Linked DNA regions of Homo sapiens: region 1 is linked to region 2. The links are chromatin contacts, found by Hi-C or POLR2A ChIA-PET in ENCODE. All regions are on one chromosome and are shown on one strand. The core of a region is the stretch at or near the end of the contact, and the rest is flanking DNA. Distances in the headings are between cores, read along the strand shown.

Region 1 (5,170 bases), core at 2,147-4,646, 120 kb before region 2:
TTACTATATGACTCAGCAATTCCTCTATTTACGTATAAACCCAAAGGAATTGAAAATAGCTATTCAAACAAATATTTGTACACAAATGTTCGTTGCAGTTCTATTCCCAATAGGCAAAAGGTAGAAACAAATCAAATGTTCATCAGTGGAGGAATGGATAAAGTGTGGTATATCCATAAAGGAATACCATTCAGCCATAAAAAGGAATAAAGTGCTGATACCTGCTACAATATGAATAAACCTTGAAAACCTCAGGCTGAGTGAAAGAAGTCAGACACAAAAAGACAAATATTGTCGGATTCTATTTATGTGAAAAATCCGGAATAGGTAGATTCAGAAAGCAGATTAGTAGTTACCAGGGGATTCGGGAGGGGGAAATAGGGACTGACTGCTTATGGATCAATGGTTTCCTTTTGGGGTGATGAGAACGTTTTAGAACTAGACAAAGATGATGGTTGCATAACATTGTGACTGTACTAATTCAACTGAATCGTGCCCTTTAAAGTGGCTAATGTTATGTTATGTGAATTTCACCTCAATAAAAGCAAACATGCTGTGAATGAATGAATGTGTGCATATGTGAATGGCTGCCATGGAAAGGAGCATTTCCTGGGTCATCTACACCAATATTTCAAGGCGCAGTCTTTGCTTTCCTTTACTGACTCCTTATCCTGGCTGTCTGCCCTTTAAATTTCCCTGGCAGGCAGACATTTGGAAAGCCAGTATTCAACAGGTCCGGTGCCCCAACTCCCCCAATGTCTTAAGGCATTATCATCATTGTTCAAAAATATTTTACAAACCCAGTCTTGGAAAAAAGGTTTTATTAAGAACCTCATTATTATATCCGTTGCCCTAATTCCACATCAGATTATTAACAAAGGCTTTGTGGACTGAGGCTCTGGGCAACTGGCCATCTTCTCAGCAGGACTGTGCTGATTCTTACTCTGCTAATCCACAAACCTGTTAAACCTCACCAAGTCAAAAGAAAAGATTTCTGGGGAGAGGCACTTAAAAAGAGGCTTGGGCTCTAGGAGCTTTTTTCCATTGCACAACTCCCAGCAGGGCCTTTCTCAGAATGTGCTGAGTGAGATCATCAATATTTAAAACGAAACTGCTCACATCCAAGTAAGTGAACAACAGCACCAAGGGCATGGCTCGGTCTCTGCTCCTGCTCCTCATTTTGTTCACTTGAAAGATGTGGCACTAACTTGTCCCATAATCAGGACCTTCAACATTTAATTTAGGCAGTGGGCACAAGGGGCAGAAAGTGGGCAAAGGAAACTGCGTATCTACATGCCATCTCACCCCATAGCCAAAAATGAACTCAAAATGAGAAAAGCTACATGAGGCCAAAGATACCCTCATAGCAGAGTGGCCACCAAGACCCCCATTGTCCATCACGTGTCAAATGTCCCAGGCCCACACAACCACCTGAGGCCTGCCAGAGGGAGCTGGGTAAAAAGCCTTTTCCTCCCCAACAAGGAAGGAAAAAGCTCTCCAGCTCCGTCTCCTGCCGAGCCACATGGACCTGTCTGCAAACTCCCCATCCATTTCCACACTACCTGGCCTTTGGTCTTGCTCTTCTCTCTGCTAGGATGCCATCCCCAAATTCAGGCCCAAGTTAAAATTTTTACCTCTTCTTCGGTGAATCTGATCAGGATTCCCTCATTAGAAATTCTTGCTCCTTCCTCAGGGCTCACATGGCATTTTCCTTTTGGCTCTGGCATTGCTGCATAGCTATCATTTGTCCTGCGTTTTCTGGGCTAGCCTTAAGTTCAAAAATGTCACACTATCTCCCTACCTCCCTGTACATGTCCTAGTAATTCCAGTATTTCAATATCAAAACAACATCTTCCAGATTATTTCTCCCAATTGGAAGCAACCCCATAATCCTGTACTTAGGCTACCTGTCCTCAGTCTTGGTTTATAAATTGTGATCACTGTGATTAGGCCACTTATTTCACTCTGCTTTGATCATAATTATGGACTTTGCTCCAGTAGATTGTGAGCTCCTTGGGGGATAGGGACTCTATCAGTTAGGATTCGGTTTGGCTAGGAGCTAGAGACTCAAAATTGCAATGTGGCTTAAACGTGAGAGCAGTTTCTCGTGTGTTAAAGTTTAGAGATAAACAGTTCAGCATGGAAATGGCTGTTGTTCTAAGAAGATCTCAGAGACCCAGGCTCCTTTCAGCCTACCATTCCAGATCCCAACATTGATGAAGGTGAAGCCCTTGTTCTCATGGTTCATGATAGTGGCTAGAGCTCCAGCCATCACATCTACATTCCAGGCAGCAAAAGATGAAAACTAAAGGAGGCAATGGTCAAATATCAGCCATCTCTTAAGGAAGGTTCTTGGAAGCAGCCACATTGTCACTTCCACTTGTAATCCAATAGCCTGAACTTAATTACATGTCTATGCCTACCTGCAAAGGAGGCTGGGAAATGTAATCTTTCTTCTAAGTGGCCATGTGCCCACCTGAAAATCAGGGTTTGAGTATTATGTTAGAAGGGGATGTAGTATACTGGGGAACAGTCTCTGTCATAGATAGGCTTATGCATCTCAATATCCTAAGCAACTCTAGTGGAGCTTGACACACAGCATCAAGGAATGAGAGGTAAGATAGCAGAATGGGTGAAAGCACAGATTCTGGAACCATCTGCCTGAATTTGAATTCCAGCTCTGCCACTTAACTAGCTGTGTGACCTTCGGCAAGTCATTTAAACTCTCTGAGCCTCAGTTTTCCTATCTGTAAAACGAGGATAATAATAGCGGACAGGGTTATTGTGAAGGTTAAATAAGTTTATCAATGTAAAGCCTTTAGAACAGGAACTGGTACATAGCATGTGCTATATAAGTAGTAGCTACGGTTATTATTGTGGTGGTGTTGGATGAACAAATGGTCAAACTGAGATGTTACCTGTTAAGGAGCAGCTGGGTCTGAGGTTTCTGATGGCACAATGCCTTTATCTAAGCCTAGAAGCTGTGGTTGGTGTGGAAGTCCCCAAATATGGCCGCCCATAACTCCCATCAAGAGGTAGAGACTTATTTCCCTTCCCCTTGAATCTGGACCAGCCTTGTGACTTGCTCTGATGAATAGAATGCGATGGAAGTGACCTCGTGCCAATTCCAGGTCTCAGCCTTAACAGGCCTGGCAGCTTGTGCCTTTGTTCTCTTGGCAGCCCACTGCCATATAAAGAGGTCTGGCTGCCGTGCTGGAGCATGAGGCCATGTGGAGGGAGAAAGGCCCTGGGGGATGGAGACTACGAAGGGAGAGAAAGTGAGACCCAGCCAGCCTTTAGCCATTTCAGTCCCAGCTACTAGGGTGCCAGACATGTGAGGGAGGCCGGTTGGATGTTCTGGCCCCAGTCAAGCTCCCAGCTGACTGCAGCTGCATGAGTGACCCCAGCCAATACCATGTGGAGCAGAAGAACTGCCCAGTCAACCCACAGAATTGAAAGGAACAATGACTCATTGTTTCAAGCCATTCAAGCCATTAAGTTTTGAGGTGGGTTGTGGAATAGCAACAGAAGCATACCAGGGCTCAATGCCTGATCTTATCCTGCTCTCAGGGCCCACACCTTCCTGTGTCAATTTTCTGTCTCCAGTTCCTGCAAGACTAGGGCAGAATCTGGGGGTTCTAGAACAGCCTTTGCCCTTGAGTCTTAGGAAGACAGAGGCAAAAGCTTTGCCCCTTATTTCCTCTCTCTAACAAAAATAAGGCAAGAATATTTGCAACCTGGTGACCCTTCTGAAATCTTCTGAGGCCAGATGAGATGAATTTTGAGTTTGAGGAGCTGAACTCTGAAATTTCATCTTCAGAATACTCTGAATTCCAGCATGCACGTCTCTTTGGCCCATTTTTCATTAACACATTAAAATAAAATCCATTAAGACATATCACTTCAGTTGGAAACTTGACCAGAACTGAAGTTGACTAGAGTCATCATCTCCCCTATTTGCAGAACTCATTAGAATATCCAAAGTAATTTTCACCTGCATCATCTTACTTGATTTCTACAATGAGAAAAGGCTTCTCTAACCAAACCACTATGGTAAATATGATCACAGTGGAAAGAAGGTTTTTAAAAGTATGCAAATAGGACCACTAATTACAAATGAATCTTTAGCTCATCAGCAAGATACACTCCTCAGCTGATGACAACATCTGAACATAAAACTCAAAACAGGGCTAGGGGCAGTGGCTCATGACTGTAATCCCAGCGCTTTGGGAAGTTGAGGCAGGAGGAAAGCCTGAGGCCAGGAGTTCCAGACCGGCCTGAGCAACATAGTGAGACCCTGTTTCTACAAAGAATAAAATAAATTATCCAGGCATAGTGGCACATGCCTCAAGTTCTAGCTACTCAGAAGGCTGAGGCAGGAGGATTGTTTGAGCCCAGGAGTTCAAGGTTACAGTGAGCTATGATTGCACCACTGCACTCTAGCCTAGGCAACAGAGTGAGACCCTATCTCTAAAAATAAAACAATAGGTAATTAATTAATTGAAAACACTCAAAGAAAAGCTTTTAGTTAACCCTATCTTTTATTAAACTGGCCATCCTCTAAATTCATCAAAACGAGTGAGGTTCACAGTATTGAATATCAAAATTTCTACTGCTCATACATTTCCGCAATTTTCAAGGCACCCAGAGTTTTTTGAGTACCCATTTCTCACTGGTATGAGGAACTTGGTACCTATGGCCATTTTAAAACATGGCCCCTAAATTCTTTGATACTACTCCCATCAACAAACTAGGTTCTATCTCCCCTGCCCTTGAATCTGAGTGGGCTCATAACTGCTTCAACCCATAGACTATGACATGTGATATCATGTGATTTCTGAGGTTGGGCCAGAAAGGTACATGCAATTTCCACCTGATTCTCTTAGGACAGTTGCTATGGGGGAAGCCAGTTGTCGCATAAGAAATCCAACCTTCCCAAGACTGCTGTGCTGATGAGGCCAAATGTCGATGCTCTGGGTGACAGCTTCTCCCTGCAGAGGCACCAGACATATGAGTGGAGCCATGTTGGATCCTCCAGACCCAGCCCACTCACCACTGGGTGGTCTCAGCAGATGCCACGAGGAGCAAAAAACCATCCAGCTGCACCCTGCCTAAATTCCTGACCAGCAGATCCTTGCGCACAATAAGATAGGTATGGTTTTGTGCTACT
Region 2 (5,154 bases), core at 2,014-4,513:
CAATGGCCATCAAGATGGTACGATCATCTGCCCCAGCCCTCACCTCTGGGCCTGCATTTCCCATTTTCCTTCTCCCTCTGCCCCAGCCAAGATCTCCTTGCTATTTCTGAGGCGTTCCAGACAATCCTGCCTTAGGGCCTTTGCACCCTCAGTTCCCCTGCCTGAACCACTATTACTCCAGATAATTAGCCTGGTCTAATTTCTCACCTCCTTCAAGCCTTTGCGCCAATGTCACCTTCTTCATCTTCTTCTACTTTTTTTTTTTTTTTTTTTTTTTGAGACAGAGTCTCACTCTGTCGCCCAGGCTGGAGTGCAGTGGCGAGATCTTAGCTCACCGCAACCTCCGCCTCCCGGGTTCATGCCATTCTCCTGCCTCAGCCTCCCGAGTAGGTGGGACTACAGGCGCCCGCCACCATGCCCGGCTAATTTTTTTTATTTTTAGTAGAGATAGGGGTTCACTGTGTTAGCCAGGATGGTCTCAATCTCCTGACCTCGTGATCCGCCCACCTCAGACTCCCAAAGTGCTGGGGTTACAGGTGTGAGCCACCACGCCTGGCCCTTCATCTTCTTTTAATTTTATTTTATTTTATTTTTTGAGACAGAGCCTCGCTCTGTTGCCCAGGCTGGAGTGCAGTGGCACAATTGCTGTTCACTGCAACCTCCACCTCCCGGGTTCAAGCAATTCTCCTGCCTCAGTCTCCCGAGTAGCTAGGACTACAGGCACATGCCACCACGCCCAGCTAATTTTTGTATTTTTAGTAGAGACAGGGTTTCACCATGCTGGCCAGGCTGGTCTTGAACTCCTGACCTCAAGTGATCCACCCTCCTCAGCCTCCCAAAGTGCTGGGATTACAGGCGTGAGCCACCACGCCCAGCTGATGTCGCCTTCTTGATAAGACCTCTCTGACCGCCCTATCAATACAGCCACCACCCCCGGCTCACTTGCCCAATCCCCCGCTTCCCCTTCCATCCTTTTACTTTTGTCCATAGCACATCTCTCCTTTTTTAGCAGATGAGAAAATTTACTCAGTGATTACATTTCCTGTTCCCACTCCATGAGAGATGAAATCTTGTATCCATCTTGTTCACTGATATATCCCCAGTGCCTGGACCAGCTCCTAGCACATGATAGGCACTCACTAAATGTTTGTTCAACGAATGAACCTAGGTTATCCATCCCTCTTGGATTAGGAAAAACAGTTTCCCCAAGGCCTGTCATTCTGGAGATGAAAGTATAAAAGCAGCCAGAGCTCCCCATTTGTCTGCCCCCATCCCGAGGGAATCTCAGAGCAGGGGTGTCCCTCCCCGCTAGAGTTTCTCTCCTGAAACGGTCCTCCATCTCCCAGACAACTGTGTTCTTACAAGGAAATTCTCCCCTCGCAGACACACAGTTGCCCTGCACATTGTCAACTCCCTGAGCAGGGCCCAGAGAACTATGGTGTTAAGACAGAGGGACGACAGCCCCAGGGACAGGCCAGCCAACACCCCCATGGCCTGTATTGATGGCAAGGAGGTGTCCTGTCCTGTAATGTGCCCAGTAATAAACATACATCCCTTCTAGTTTCGGGCTTAGCTGCCTGCCTGCACAGCCTGAACAGGAGCCCATCAATGGCAGAGGGTACATTCTGAGCAATTAAGGAAAATTCCACAGGTTCTCCGCAATAAGCACTTACACGGGAATGCCTACTCTTTTCAAAGGAAAAAGAAAGAATGCTCGTAATGATCCCTCTCTTTACTGGGTGAAGTTCTAGGCGACCGGGCAGGACCTGTATCTAATTAGATACCCAGAGAGCGTGATTCACCGCCCATCATTTACAAGCATATCAAGATTTCAGGTTTTGCAACTGAGGCTCAAAATGAAACCATTTGGGTTTCGCAGACCTGCTGCAGCGTGCTGGCTTCGGCTTCGAACTGGTGATTTAGTAAACAACCTGGAGGGGGGAAACCCAGCTACCCTTCACCAGGCAAGGCTTGCCTGGCCCAGCTTGGGGAGCAGAGGCGGCAGCTGGAGAGCAGGGAAGGGTTTCTGAGCAGAGAGGACACAGGGGTGGTGGGGGTGATGTGGGTGGCAGTGAAGGGATGGCTGGCCGATCAAAGGGCCCCCTCAGGCCAAACCCATGGAAAAGGCTTTGATCTCCTAATCACATCTATTTATCTTGGGTCCAGCCTGAGACAAAAGAACCGCCCTGAAGGGCCGGCCTTTGAGGGCAAGCCTCGCTCCTGAGCTTCTCTGTGGGTTACTGAGACCTTGGGCAACCAAGAAGGCAAATCTGGGACCCCTGAGGCCCAGGCGGACCCTGGCCGGCTGGCAACGGGGAGAGGGGGATCGAATGCACTGGAACCAGGCCTGGAAAACCAAACATGATGGCCAGATCTGAAGTGACAGCCAGATGCAGAGAAGACAGCAGCACCATCAACGGGGTTTACTTGTCATCCAAGTTCTCTGACTGGGGTATTGGAGACTGGGGACTGAGAGGAAAAGAGAAGCAGAGTTCCGTGATCTTTCATTCACATCTCATAATATCAGCAGCAAGAACAGTAATAGCATTTACTTCATGCCTGGCACTGTTCTTAATACTTCCCCTTTATTAACCCAGAGCTATGCTATCATCGTGCCCATTTTACAGATGAAGAGACCGAGGCACGGAGCGGTTACGTGACTCATGCGCGGTTACACAGCTGACATATGCTGGAGCAGGAGACTTCACCTTCCGTTTCCTCCTTTCCTGCCTCCTGACCTCTGAAATGGAGGGGCAGAAACAGGACCTAATGGACCCAGGCTCTTCCTCTAATGCTCTCTGGGTCTCTGCTTGCTCATTTCTTTTGTCAAATGTGATAACAAACCTCCTCCCCAAAGCCCCCGACAGGGGTGTTTTGAAGCTTGAAAGGTACAGTAAATGTGAAAGTGTTAATATCAACCAAACCAAAGTGCTAGGCAAAGTGAGAGTCTCCTGTTTTTTCTTTCCTCTTCGGACTCCTCTTGGCTTCCTGCAAATCAAAGTTATGAGAGGGGTGCGGTGGGAGTAGCTTAAGGAGCAGAGCTGGCTGGCAAGAGGGGGTTGAGGTGTGGGAAAAAGCCGCTGGGGTCTTTTCCTGGCTGGAAAGGGGCTGGGAAGCGACTCTCCTTTTAGGACCTAGCAGGGGAACCATTCGTCTTATAACTCCAGGAGGCGCCATTCACATAGGATACAATGCTAATGGTGACCCCTGGAGTCATTCCACATGCCCATCGGGCTGGGTGCTAGAAAATTCTAGAAAGGACACTTCTGCCTAGGGAACAGCCCCAGCCCTGACCGCGGTCCCTGGCCGTGGAGAGCAGGAGCTGAAAGGCCTGAGGTGTTGGAGCTGGGGGCCGTGGTAGGGAAAGGGCAGAGGCTAAGGGAGGGATCGGGGAGGCCAGGGCTGGCAAAGTGGGGTGGGGGCAGGCGTTAGAGAAAAGCTCAGGGAAGCTCCCTCCCCCACCCGCGCCCCGCCCCCGCCCGGGCTGTGGGAGGGAGACCCTGACCACATCAGGGGTGTGTGGCGAGGAAATGAGGCCTCCTCAGGAACGAGCTGCAAATGAGAACCGTATGGAGTTTCGGGATCCCCGAAGGAACACAGGGAAAGGATACAGTTGCGTCCATGGGAAAGTTATTATCATCTCCGCTGAAGTTAAACATTCGGGAGGGTCTGCTTTCCATCTCCTCCGCCTGAGAGCCTGTGAAGGGGGAGGCGCGTCGGGGGCTTGTCCGGAGGGCCTGGCCGGTCACATTTTCCGAGGGGAGTCAGGGACAGGGAGAGGCTGTTAGAGGCAGCCAGGGCCCTGAGGAGGTCCTCTGAGCCTCCAGCCTGTGCTCCTGCCCTGCGTCTGCCTCGCTCTTTCTCCAGTGCTGAGAAATCCATTGCTCCTCTCTCCTGCTCGGGGCTGCGCTCTGCAGGGGTGTCAGGGCTGCGCTCTGCAGGGGTGTCGGGGCTGGGCTTCACCTCTGCAAGTTCCTGGGCAGATGGAGAGGGGGAGGAAAGAGAGGCCCTGGCCCCTGAACAGGAAAGCTGGAAATGTGGAACTCAGGGAGATCTAAAGGAAGAATTCGGGCTTCTGGAAAATTCTCCCTCTCCTCAAAATGTACTAGAAATGGAAGTGAGTCAGGCAGAGCGGCGGGAGGACCTGTCTTCCAGGAGCTGGGCTCACCGGTGCTTACTAGTGACCTTTGAGATAATAAATCTGCCCCAGAAAATTATCTTCCTGCTGCAGCTGCCCTTAGAGGTCAGGGAGAAGGTGGACTTTCAGGTTTCACGGGGAACAAGTGTTCCAGGCCGAGGACACCGCAGCCTCCAAGCCTTCAAAGCCTGAACACCTTCTCAGGCCCCTCAGAGGCCCCTGCCTCAGAGATGGGTCCCTTCCTCCTCCTCCTCTGCCGAGGGATTTGTGATTCTCTGAGCACAAAGGGCAGAAGACTGCCTGCCTGCCTGCCTCACAGCTCCTCCCTACCCTCTGGCCCCTATCCTCATTGAAGTTTTCTGGAGTTTTCTCTCATGAGTAAGAATGAGGAAAGACAGGAGATTTATAAAGGCTCTTTTCTGACACTCATCTCCCCTAATTTTCTGGACAGACAGAAGTCCACTTGGGTGCCAATGAGGATCAGTCCAAGCCAACAATGCCCAGCCTCAGAGGGTCACCCAGGGCACTCCTCCAGGGACACGAAGGGGACCTCAGTTGTGGTGGAGCAGGTTGCTCCTTCCTCCCCACTGTCAAGCCATGTAACCTCTCAGACCAGTTTTCTCACCTGTCAAACTGAGGAGAGCAACACTGATGGCCAGAATGGTTTTCAGGATTAGCTGACAAAACACATCGAGCCCATGGAAGGTGCTCACCAAATGAAGCTTCCTTTTCCATCTGCATCCCTGACTCTGGACCAGCCCTGAGGAGACATGGGCATTGAGGACTGGCATGGAAATGAATTAGCACTTGAGTTCAGGTGCTAATAACAGAGACCTAACTACAGAGGCTTACACAAATCTGAGGGGGGTTTTGTTTTGTTTTGTTTTGTTTTGTTTTTTTGAGAAGGAGTCTTGCTCTGTCACCCAGGCTGGAGTGCAGTGGCGCAGTCTCGGCTCACTGCAACCTCCACCTCCCAGGTTCAAGCGATTCTCCTGCCTCAGCCTCTCGAGTAGCTG

What was found. Hi-C counts contacts between places; a loop is a spot of excess contacts on that map. ChIA-PET counts read pairs that join two places held with the same protein, here RNA polymerase II (POLR2A). Pooled maps may share reads with other maps.
Region 1: a loop to region 2 is called in a pooled map, with 4 times the contacts of the local background. The contact joins two enhancer-like sites. A Hi-C loop is called at or near these places in 3 of 37 single-sample maps with no recorded cell type and 2 of 50 pooled maps. POLR2A ChIA-PET finds 5 or more read pairs at or near these places in 1 of 52 experiments (OCI-LY7).

What each region holds. Positions count from the first base shown.
Region 1 is chrX:40,419,302-40,424,471 of GRCh38, reverse strand. No RefSeq gene overlaps it. Among named protein-coding and RNA genes, the nearest start is that of LINC03099, 160 kb to the right of the region's middle. Within about 2 kb of position 3,396, at least 3 of the 41 ENCODE cell types and tissues checked have a DNase peak (open chromatin) inside an H3K27ac peak, as active enhancers do.
Region 2 is chrX:40,297,425-40,302,578 of GRCh38, reverse strand. No RefSeq gene overlaps it. Among named protein-coding and RNA genes, the nearest start is that of LINC03099, 37 kb to the right of the region's middle. Within about 2 kb of position 3,263, at least 4 of the 41 ENCODE cell types and tissues checked have a DNase peak (open chromatin) inside an H3K27ac peak, as active enhancers do.